Linked DNA regions of Homo sapiens: region 2 is linked to region 1. Evidence: read pairs that join two places in POLR2A ChIA-PET (ENCODE). Cell type or tissue: MCF 10A. All regions are shown on one strand. Links, peaks and the distances in the headings refer to the core of each region. The heading gives the core; the rest is flanking DNA.

Evidence for each region. Peaks named below come from ENCODE experiments on the same cell type or tissue, not always from the same donor. Only the 100,000 strongest peaks of a DNase experiment are listed, where the experiment ranks them.
Region 2: POLR2A ChIA-PET joins it to region 1 with 5 read pairs; 1 of 35 experiments calls an interaction of 5 or more read pairs at or near these places.

Annotation. Positions count from the first base shown.
Region 1 is chr2:108,489,771-108,495,163 of GRCh38, reverse strand. It overlaps GCC2 (GRIP and coiled-coil domain containing 2), which reads right to left. Exons shown (of 23, transcript NM_181453.4): 18 at 5,150-5,326; 19 at 2,374-2,591. Among named protein-coding and RNA genes, the nearest start is that of GCC2-AS1, 42 kb to the left of the region's middle. In MCF 10A, for the core only: no CTCF peak of the experiment used is centred there; a DNase peak (open chromatin) is centred at 2,573.
Region 2 is chr2:108,410,457-108,415,849 of GRCh38, reverse strand. No RefSeq gene overlaps it. Among named protein-coding and RNA genes, the nearest start is that of SULT1C4, 35 kb to the right of the region's middle. In MCF 10A, for the core only: no CTCF peak of the experiment used is centred there; a DNase peak (open chromatin) is centred at 2,769.

The sequences.
Region 1 (5,393 bases), core at 325-5,324:
AGTGAAAGGTGTATGAAGAATTGCTAAAGCATTTCTTAAAATTTAGTCATCAAAGCTGGGCGTGGTGGCTCAAATCTGTAATCCTAGCAGTTTGGGAGGCTAAGGTGGGTGGATCACGAGGTCAGCAAGTTCAAGACCAGCCTGGCCAAGATGGTGAAACCCTATCTCTACTAAAAATACAAAAATCAGCCAGGCACGGTGGCAGGTGCCTGTAATCCCAGCTGCTGGGGAGGCTGAGGCAGAGAATTGCTGGAAACCAGGAGGCGGAGGTTGCAGTGAGCCAAGATCACACCACTGCACTCCAGCCTGGCGACAGAGTGAGACTCCAGCTCAAAAACAAAACAAACAAACAAAAACTTAGTAATCAAACTTTTAAATACGTTACTCATTTTAATAGAAGCTATAAATTAATTGCTACTAGCTAAGATAAACTGTTAGATAACACAGCTCATAATATAGTACTACTTATTTTTTATTAATTTAGAGTAGAGGGCCAAACTACTGCTAAATACTGGCCAAAATTAAAAGACTAGATTCTAGCAATTTTTCAGGATTAGGTATTTCAGATTGCTGCATACTTCTTGAAACACACTTGTTGAAATCTGCTTGGCAGACATCCTCAATCACTGCCCTTATACCTTTACCTCTGCAGCTTCTTAATTGTTGCTGCTCACACCTACAGTGCTCATACAGTAAGAGCCCAGAATCCAGGGCACGGAACTAATCAATTACATTGTCTAGCAAGACTTTCCTGTTTGCTGATAAACTGTATAGTGTTTTTTTTTTTTCTGAGACAGGGTCTCACTCTGTCACACAGGTTGGAGTGTAGTGGCACGATCTTGGCTCACAGCAACCTCTGCCTCCCAGGCTCAGGCCATCCTCCCACCTCAGCCCCACAAGTAGCTGGGACTTCCAGGTGCATGCTATCCCACCCAGATAATTTTTGTACTTTTAATAGAGATGGGATTTCACCATGTTGTTCAGACTGGTCTCAAACTCCTGGCCTCATGTGATCCACCTGCCTTGGCTCCCAAAGTGCTGAGATTGCAGGGGTGAGACACCACGCCTGGTCTAAACTGTAAAGTTTACCAGGCCCTTTGACATGTATTGGTTTATTGACTCCCAAAAATCTGAAGTTCAGAGAAATTTAATGACTTTGCCCAAGGTCTCATAACTGAGTTAGAAACCAGAATTGTAATCTAGATTTTTAAACTTCAGATTTCATTTATTTTGCATTTCATTAAGTTGCCTTAGTCCTGACTGCCCTTTTTGAAGCTTTTTCCTGGGTTTCTGGTAAGCTGACTGCTTATTCCACTGCTGATTGCTAGATTACAATCTCTTGTGCGACCTTTGCCCTGGCTGATTACTTCCTTTGTTGATTCTTTGGCATATGTTAAATTCTTCTGAAGTTGCTTTTTTACCCTAATAAGTGACCGATAGCGGCTAATGCTCCAGTGACAATATTTCCCATGGGAAACCAAAACACCATCAACTTGCTACTAAAATACTGCATCATCATGGCTGACATTTTTCCATGTCTTCCTGGAAGCAGAATGGAAGATACTGGGTGTGGCTGAACTAAAACTCCAACTAATTGTAAATGTGAAAGCAAAGAAGCTATATTGGTTATGCAGTTCTAACACATTCAGTGCCGCTTGAGTGTTTCTAAGTTCCTTGCTCTATCTAATGTTTCTATTTAAAAAGTAGACAAATTTGATGTCTAACAACGGAGAACATGAAAGAAATCTGGTGAATACTAGAATTAAGACATGTGTCGGCCAGGCGCAGTGGCTCATGCCTGTAATCCCAGCATTTTGGGAGGCCGAGGCGGGTGGATCACGAGGTCAGGAGATCGAGACTATCCTGGCTAACACGGTGAAACTGCGTCTCTACTAAAAATACAAAAAATTAGCCGGCCTGGTGGCAGGCACCTGTAGTCCCAGCTGCTCGGAAGGCTGAGGCAGGAAAATGGCCTGAACTCGGGAGGTGGAGCTTGCAGTGAGCCGAGATCGCGCCACTGCACTCCAGCCTGGGCGACACAGCGAGACTCCGTCTCAAAAAAAAGACATGTCACGAGACTGACAGAGGATGTTTAAGTCAGAGAAAAAGAAATACTCCTTTCCATTGAGGGTAAGGAATACATCAAAGTCAGCATTCTCAGAGGTTATACAGACTTCTGTAAGTATAATGAAGAGGGAAGGATTCAGATGGTTCAATTATCTTTCTAGTAAGCAAATCCAAAATTCATTAATCACAGATTTGACACTGGTGACACCTAGTAAATTTTCTTTCTTATGAATTTGTGAAGAATGTATTTAAGAGACAAATGCATGAAAACATGAACAACTAATATTTCCATGTGTACATACATACTTCTTGTGGTCGGTTCATTCTTAAGCTGGAAGAGCTGTGCTTCCATCTTGGAGAGCTGCTGCTGTAATGTCTCCACTGTCTTTCTGTGTTCTTCCTGCAAATGTCGCACTTGATCTCGGAAGCTATTTCGAAGGACCTCGTTCTGGGATGTTAGCTGACTCACAGTCTGTGTATGTTCAGATTTCATCATCATGTTCTCTGACTGTATTGAACACAATCTGAAAGATGAGAAACTTAGTTACAGAAGATCTTTCAACTTTATATGCTGACTTAGCCTTTCTCAACTGGGTTCTGCAAGAGAATTAGCTCTAAGACCTCTACTGAATGTATGAATCAACTTCTCTCCTACATACCTGCACTGTACTCATTGTGAAATAACTTGATGAGAACTGACACTGGCTGTCATCTAGTTCAAATAATCTGTGTTACACATTTCAGATGAAGAACCCCAGTTAAGAAACTGTGTTGTGTTGTCCAGACTAGGAACTTCTTTCATGGTTCATCAGAAAATAGGATTATATTTAAAGCATAAAATAATTATACTTTTAATTAGTCCACTTCTTCACATCATCATATGTGGTAACTCACATGAATGTAAGATTAATCTCCCTTTTATCTACTACCCTGAAAACATTAAAAAAAAAAAAAACCCCACACTCTTCTGATTTACTCAGAAAACTTTAGAGGAAAGTATCCATTTTTGAGTTGATTAACATAAACCACAACAAACACAGACTTGGTTTACTATAGCTGTTTCAAATCTCACTGCACATGAGAATCACTGGAATACCTTGTTGAAAATAGAGACCTCTAATTTTCATGTTACACCCACTGAATCAGGATCTCAGTAGTGGTTCCAGGAATTTCCTACTTTTAGTAGTTTTCAATGTGATTTTTATGTACTCAGCCTGAAACTAACCAGTGGGCCTACAATTTGGGAACCATCACTTTTAATGGTTTACCTGTAGTTTTCATGTTTTATATGTTTGGCTTTGGTAAAAAAAATAAATAAATAAATAAATAAATTTCCTTTTATACAGGGGATCCACAGAATTCTCTCATAAAAATTTAAAAAATACAAAAGCCGTCAGAGAAAAAAGTAAAAGCCCCTTATTAATTACTCTCATGCCTGGCAGGATAAAATCCCAATTCCACAGGTAGATAAACGTTGTTAACAGTTTAGTCTGTACTTTTCCAAGATATTTTTTCTACCTGCTACACACATGCGCACCATACAAGGTTTCAAACAGGGTTTAGTGGCTGAAAGGAGAAATGCAATAAAATACCATGTTTCAGAAAAGAAATCTTAATTACTAAGTTCATACTGATTAATGAATCTAGAAAATACTAGTGTATACAAATTTCTCTGCAAGCATTTTTTTCAAACAATATCTACCCAGAAAGCAAAGGAAGAACCATCGGAGGTTACAAAAATAGTCTAAGCAGGATAAAAATTAGAGGTGGGTAAAGTGTCTATTCTCAGGCAGTATCACTGACATTTATGAATTTACCAATTTGAAAGCTAAACGCTTAAACCCCCCATCTGGAATCAGAATGATTGTGCTGATGGAAGTTCACTGTTCTGTCTCAGTTGTTACAGAGGTGTTTATATTAACTGTAGTCTCTGCGTAATACAGATATTAATTAGCCTAATTATCACATTCCTCTGGAACCATTTTCACAATCTGCTATAGATAAAGTATGAATATTAAAACATTTTTTAAAAGTGGAGACTACATAAAGAGAAGGCTATTTCTTCATACTTGGGCAGACAGTAACAATACCATTAGTTTTTAATATTTCTGAAGAAGAGGAAAGACTCCTAAAGATACCTCAAAATGCTATGAAAAGTGACTGGCACATAGTAGGTGCTCAAAAAACACTTACTGAAAGACTGAATTACTTTAGAGGAATCAACAGTACTTTATTTGTGTTAGCAATGTAATTTGCAATAACTTTCCAAAAGAATAAGTGTTGGAGAATATCAAGCAAACATCACTATATATAAGATAATCTCATGGTAAACCCTGGTGATAGGCAGTTAGAAAACTGGTACATCTTCCCTGAAACTTTTGGTTTACATGATTAACATGCAAATTACACTGTTAACAGACAGAAGCCACAAAAAGCTAAACCTGCTTTCATTTTTCAGATTAGCATAAGATTAGGTATATATTATATAAGCAAATCTGTGATAAAATTATCAACACCCTTGATAAAAGATGCTCAATGAAGAATTCTTTTCCTCAGCCTAATACTCCTACTACCCAATTTCTTTATCACAGGAGTTGAAAACTTCTTGTTCACAATAATCTATTTATTTTGCCAATACTTCTAATGTCTATTTAAAGTATTACAGTGAACAAAATATGACAAATTGAAGACAGAATTGCAAAGATAACTTGCATATTCTTTTTCAGTTAGCAACTATTTGGGTGTTTTCTTCTAGAAAAAAAAATGCTTATGATTTGATACTTGGGTTGGAAAGTAGTATGTTTTTGTTTGTTTTTTTAGAGAAACATCCTAGCCAAGAAGGCTGTAGGAGACACAGAATACTGGATGAGCAGATAGACATTAATTGTTCTTAAAAATGCAAAATACAAAAGCAATGTAAAAGGCGAAGCTCTAAGGTAGATAAAGCAAAGTTTCCAAGCCTTTAGAAATGTCTATTTTTTATTTTCTAATCTGCATTTATCTCAAGGATCAACATATTAGAAGTTTCAACAAAGAAATACATTGCTGTCTGGTACAGCGTTAGTGCTGCTAACAGTCTTACTTTTCCCGGAGTTCCGCCTCTTTGGACACAGTTTCCTGCAGCATCTTGTTGTGCCTTTCTAGCAGTGTATCATGTTCAGACTGCAATGTTTGAAGTTCAGATACATTAATCTGTAAGTTATTTTGGCTATCTTGTAATTTGATTTTTAGCTGGTCAATCAGCATTTCCAGATGTTCCCTAAAACAGAAATACACAGTTTTAAAATTTTTTGAAAAAGGTGAATTTGATTTTGTGGTTTTAAATA
Region 2 (5,393 bases), core at 162-5,161, 79 kb after region 1:
TTTTATAATTATATAAAATTATATATAATTATATATTTTATAATTATATAAAATTATATAAAATTATATATATTTATATAAAAATTATATATATAATTATATAAAAATATATAAATATATATAATTATATAAAAATATATAAATATATATAATTATATAAAAATATATAAATATATATAATTATATAAAAATTATATATAAATTATGTATAATATATTATTATATGTTATATATATTATATATATTATATATTATATATAATATATATTATATATAATATATATTATATATAATATATATTATATAATATATATTATATATTATATATATTATATATATTATATATATTATATATATTATATATAATATATATAATATATATTATATAATATATAATATATATTATATATATTATATATATTATATAATATTATATATGTAATATATAATTATAAAGATATATAAAATATGTATATAAAAATATTATAAATATAAAATTATATATAATAAATTATATATAATTTACATAAAAATTATATATATTATATATAATTATATATTTTATATATATATATACACACACACGCACATTAGCACCAATTAAAGACCAGGACACAGTCAGAGAAGGCACCAGTAGAGTGGATATTTCCCATTGGCTTAGGGACTGAGAAGGACATCCTACAATTGACTGTTGAATAGATTTGGATTGGGCTAGAAGAGCCTAAGATAGAAGAAGCTATTGTGTAGCGGTTCTTTCAGCCTGGTCTACATTTACAGAGCATCTACCACTCACTAAGCATTATGCTAGGCACTGGTCAGGGAAGGGGGAAAGATGCAATTGTAATTAAGACAGAGAAATTCTCACTTGTTGAATTAGTTGTAGACACAGGCTATAAGCACATAAATGAACAATATTAATTGTTTTTAGTTCTAGCAATTAAAATGGCTTTCCACTGTTGCTAGCCCTGGGAGACTAACCATTCCTTATTGGTTTTGCTGCTCACATCTTTGTAAACAATCCCTTGTTGAATTGTCCTGTTGCATTCCTGACTGACATAGATGGCAATGATCTTGGCATGTTTGAGAAACAGCAAGAAGGCCAAGTTGATTAGAGAGTCATGACTAGTGGGTAGTAGTCACTTCCCATTCTCTAATCACCTCCGCCTTCTTGCTTTTCCTCAAACATACTGAGGTCATGTAGTAGAAGGTGCAGTTGAAGAGGGCTTGGCCAGTCCCTGGGGGCTTTGAAGGTTGTGCTGAGTTTGGGCTGTGTTGTTTGCAAAATGGGAAGACATTGGTTGGTTTTAAGCAGGGGAAACATGATCTGAATTATGCATCAAGAAGGTCATTCTGACTTTTTTGTGTAAAGAGGCTATTGGAGCAGATGTGGGGGAGTGGAAGCTCTTAGGAGGCCTTGTAGTGGTTCAGAGGTGATAGTGCTGTGGGTGAGGGGGTTGTAAAGGAGGTGATGAACCGTGATCGGATTTAGGATAACATTTGAAATTAGTGCCAGTTTTGAGGAACAACTTGGATTTTCTGTTGCACTTATGTGGGCATGAGGGAAAGAGAGGGATTAAAGAAGACTCTTAGGTTTTAGGCCAGAGTAACTTCTGAATAGTGGGACTGTTAATCAAGGTGGAAGAAGGCTAGGGGTGAAGATCAGGTAGGATATTTACAACCTATGTTTTGGACATATTTGGACAAATTCGAGTTGTCTATTAGGCATCCAAGTAGATATGCTAATTAGGCAATTAGTTTAAAGACCATCTATCAAATGTGAAATTTGAGTTTGAATTTCAGTGCTACTATTTTCTAGCTGTTTATTGCTATCTTCTCCCCCCTGGTTTCCTTGTTTGCCCTGGATGTTGACATCCAGTCAGCAGATGTGAGAAGAGGGGGTGGAGGATTTTGTGAGAAAGTTTTTATGGGCCAAGTAAGGGAGTCACTCATATTCTTTTGGGTTGCAAAAATCCAACTGTGTCTGAGACTGAGGAATATTGTCTTGCTGAGGGCCCAGGAAGGAGAGAAGATGGGTGTGGTGGTTAACTAGCCATCTGAGTCAAATTCACCCTTCTGGATACCAAATATCCATTTCCCCCTTCTTCCCACTTAGAGAAGACACCCTCCCCATGGGCGAGAGCCCAAAAGTCCCATCTTGTTACTGGCTGCCACTTCAAGTTGAGCATCTCAGGATGAACTGCAGTCATTTTTCCAACAGGGCAGGGTGTGGCCAACTTCTGAATCAAAAGGACAAGGTTTTTGTATTCTAGCCACACATTACACAGTGATATAGTAGGTATAGGGTACTTCCACTGAGAAAAGGAAAGAATGAGAATCACACAGCAGTCATTGATCCAGCACTTGGTGACACCCTGCAGGGAATGCCTGAGGAGTCCTGTCTGCCCTGACATTGGGCACAGTTCCACAATTAGACCCAATGCTGCTGCCTGAGAAGGACTTTTTTAATCCACTGTTTTCCATGATCCCTGACTCTACTCTCTGGGAAGTTCTTCCTTGTGAGTGACCACTTCTGCATACATGAAGGAATGAATCATCCCATACAAGATTTACTGTGGAAAAAATTTTGTAAATATCCTGCAGGTATCTTTGAGAACATCTTTACTCTACCCTTCAGCCCAATTACAAAACAACATCATAGTCTTTGTACTTTAAAAAGTGAGTCAACTGAATTTTCAGAATAGTTGTGGTAAGATGGCTGTCTTTTTTTTTCTTTTTCCGTATATCTAATGCCCACTGAGAACAAAAGTTCCCTCAGGCTGATTGGCCAGAGTCCAAAGGGATGCTCACAGGGCCAAGTGAGTCCCAGAATCAGCAGCTGATAAGGCCATGTTCCAAAGAGCTCACATTGCACCAGAGGTGGAAAAGAACATTACGGATATAGTAACTATTGATATATTACCGTTGTACTCATCAAACACCAATTTTACTTTAATAATAATTTGTAAGCTGCATTCACTATTAATAATAAAATAATTAAATATTTTTAGACATAAAATTCAGAGTATGTAGAATTTAGTAAAGCACTCTTATTTTTCTTGTTTATGGTATCTTAACTTACTAGTGTACATTAATAATTAGCTCATTTTGTCACCATATGATTGTATTTTTACCAATTTTTGTTTTGAGACAGAGTCTCACTCTATCACCCAGGCTGGAGTGCAGTGGCGTGATCTCGGCTCACTCCAACCTCTACCTCCCGGGTTCAAGCGATTCTCCTGTCTCAGCCTCTTGAGTAGCTGGGACTACAGGCATGTGCCACCATGCTCAGCTAATTTTTTTTTGTATTTTTAGTAGAGACGGGGTTTCACCATGCTGGCCAGGCTGGTCTCAAACTCCTGACCTCGAACTCCTGACCTTGTGATCTGCCCGCCTCGGCCTCCCAAAGTGCTGAGATTACAGGCGTGAGCCACCATGCCTGGCTGTATTTTTACCAAATTATTAAAGCACATCCAATATAGATTAGATGATGCTCAATTATTTTGCAAAATAAATAAGACTTGTTTATAATTTTTAGCAAAAAAGGTGAATTTAAAAAATTATTCATAAAATGTACCTATGTTTAGAATCACAGAAAGGTTACAACTGAAAGGAACTTTATAGCCTACTCAGTTCACATCTTTATCTTGTATTTAGGGCTGTAGTATGATATATTTTACGAAGAAAAAGTATCACCAAACTCCAATTAGAAATTTACTTATTTGAGGAACTATATAAAGCTGTATCAGATGTTATACATTAGACCCAAATATGTGTCTCTGAAAAGTAATTACTTTATAATCACCATTATGTTTGCAAGGCACAAATATTTAATTACAATGTTCAGATATATAGTTGTCCCCCATTATCTATGGGGGTTTGGTTCCAGGAACTCCCTGTGAATACCAAAATCCATGAATGCTCAAGTTCATTATACAAAATGGTGCAGTATTTATATATAACTTATTGAAATCCTCCCATATACTTTATTTTTAAAAAATACTTTTATTATATTTATGTATTTTTTAAGAGACAGAGTCTCCCTCTGTTGTCCAGGCTGGAGTGCAGTGGCATTCACAGCTCACTGCAGATTTGAACTCCTGGACTTAAGGAATCCTCCTGCCTTAGCCTTCCAAGTAGCTAAGACTACAGGCATGTACCACTACACCGGGCTTATTTAAAAATTTTTTTTTGTGGAGATAGGTTTTGCTGTGTTGCCCAGGTTGGTCTCAAACTCCTGGCCTCAAGCAATTCACCTTCCTAAGCCTCCCAAAGCGCTAGGGTTATAGGTGTGAACCGCTGCTTCTAGCCCCACCTCCTGTATAACTTTAAATCAACTCTATAATTATAAATAATACCTAGTACAGTATAAATGCTATGTAAATACTTATTATACTGTCTCGTTTAGGTAATAGTGTCAAGAAACAAAGTTTGTGCATGTTCAGTACAGAAGCAACCATCCATTTTTTCCCAAATATTTTCAATCTGTGGTTGGATGAATTCATGCATGTGGAACACATGGATATGGAGGGCCAACTGTATCAGATAAAGTCTTAGAAACTATTAGGTAGACAAGCGGAATTCAGTGAGATTTGCAGCAGCGTGGGAACCTGTATGTAACAGAAGAACTGGACCATGGTAGCGATTTGTTGATTTTGAGCATCTTAGTGATGAGTGAGGTCTAGCACACAACCATGTGTCGGCATTGTACCTGCCATGAAGACAGTCAGAATGAAGAGGTGAGCTAGCAGCCCTCAGGTATAGGCATACTTTCTACTGCCATGGTTCACAGCCACTTAGAATGACATTGGAAGGTGCAGTTTAAAAACTTAGGTTCTCTTCATGGTGCCAAAACCAGAGCACTGGGAATGAAGGAAAAGGGAAGGAGTATTCACTGATAGAACAGACGCTGTTGGCCTCACCAATGATAGGATGGAAAATCAAACTTTTAAAGTAGTAGGTTGAAGATTTAAAAACTCAGCTGGGGCTGTATGAAAGGGGTGGGGAGAACACAGATGTGTATGGACACTAGAGGAAGTGGAGCCAGATCCCAGCGCTGCAGAAGAGGAGGCTGAGAGCAAAGTTTCTACTCCCATGAAAGCCACACAAGTCACTGAGGGCCCAGATAACTCAAAAGCAGACGGAACACAAAGCTTTGAGGAACAGGACATGGTTTGGGCAGTATCAATCCTCACACAGACTTTATGAAAAGATTTACAGTAATTATAATAATCATGTCCATTATCATTGCTAGGTTTCATTGGTTACAGATGATGTCCCAAGCACATTTGCCTTTTTTTTTTTTTTTGAGATGGAACCTCGCTCTGTCACCCAGGCTGGAGTGCAGTGGCACGATCTCCGCTCACTGGAAGCTCCACCTCCTGGGTTCACCCATT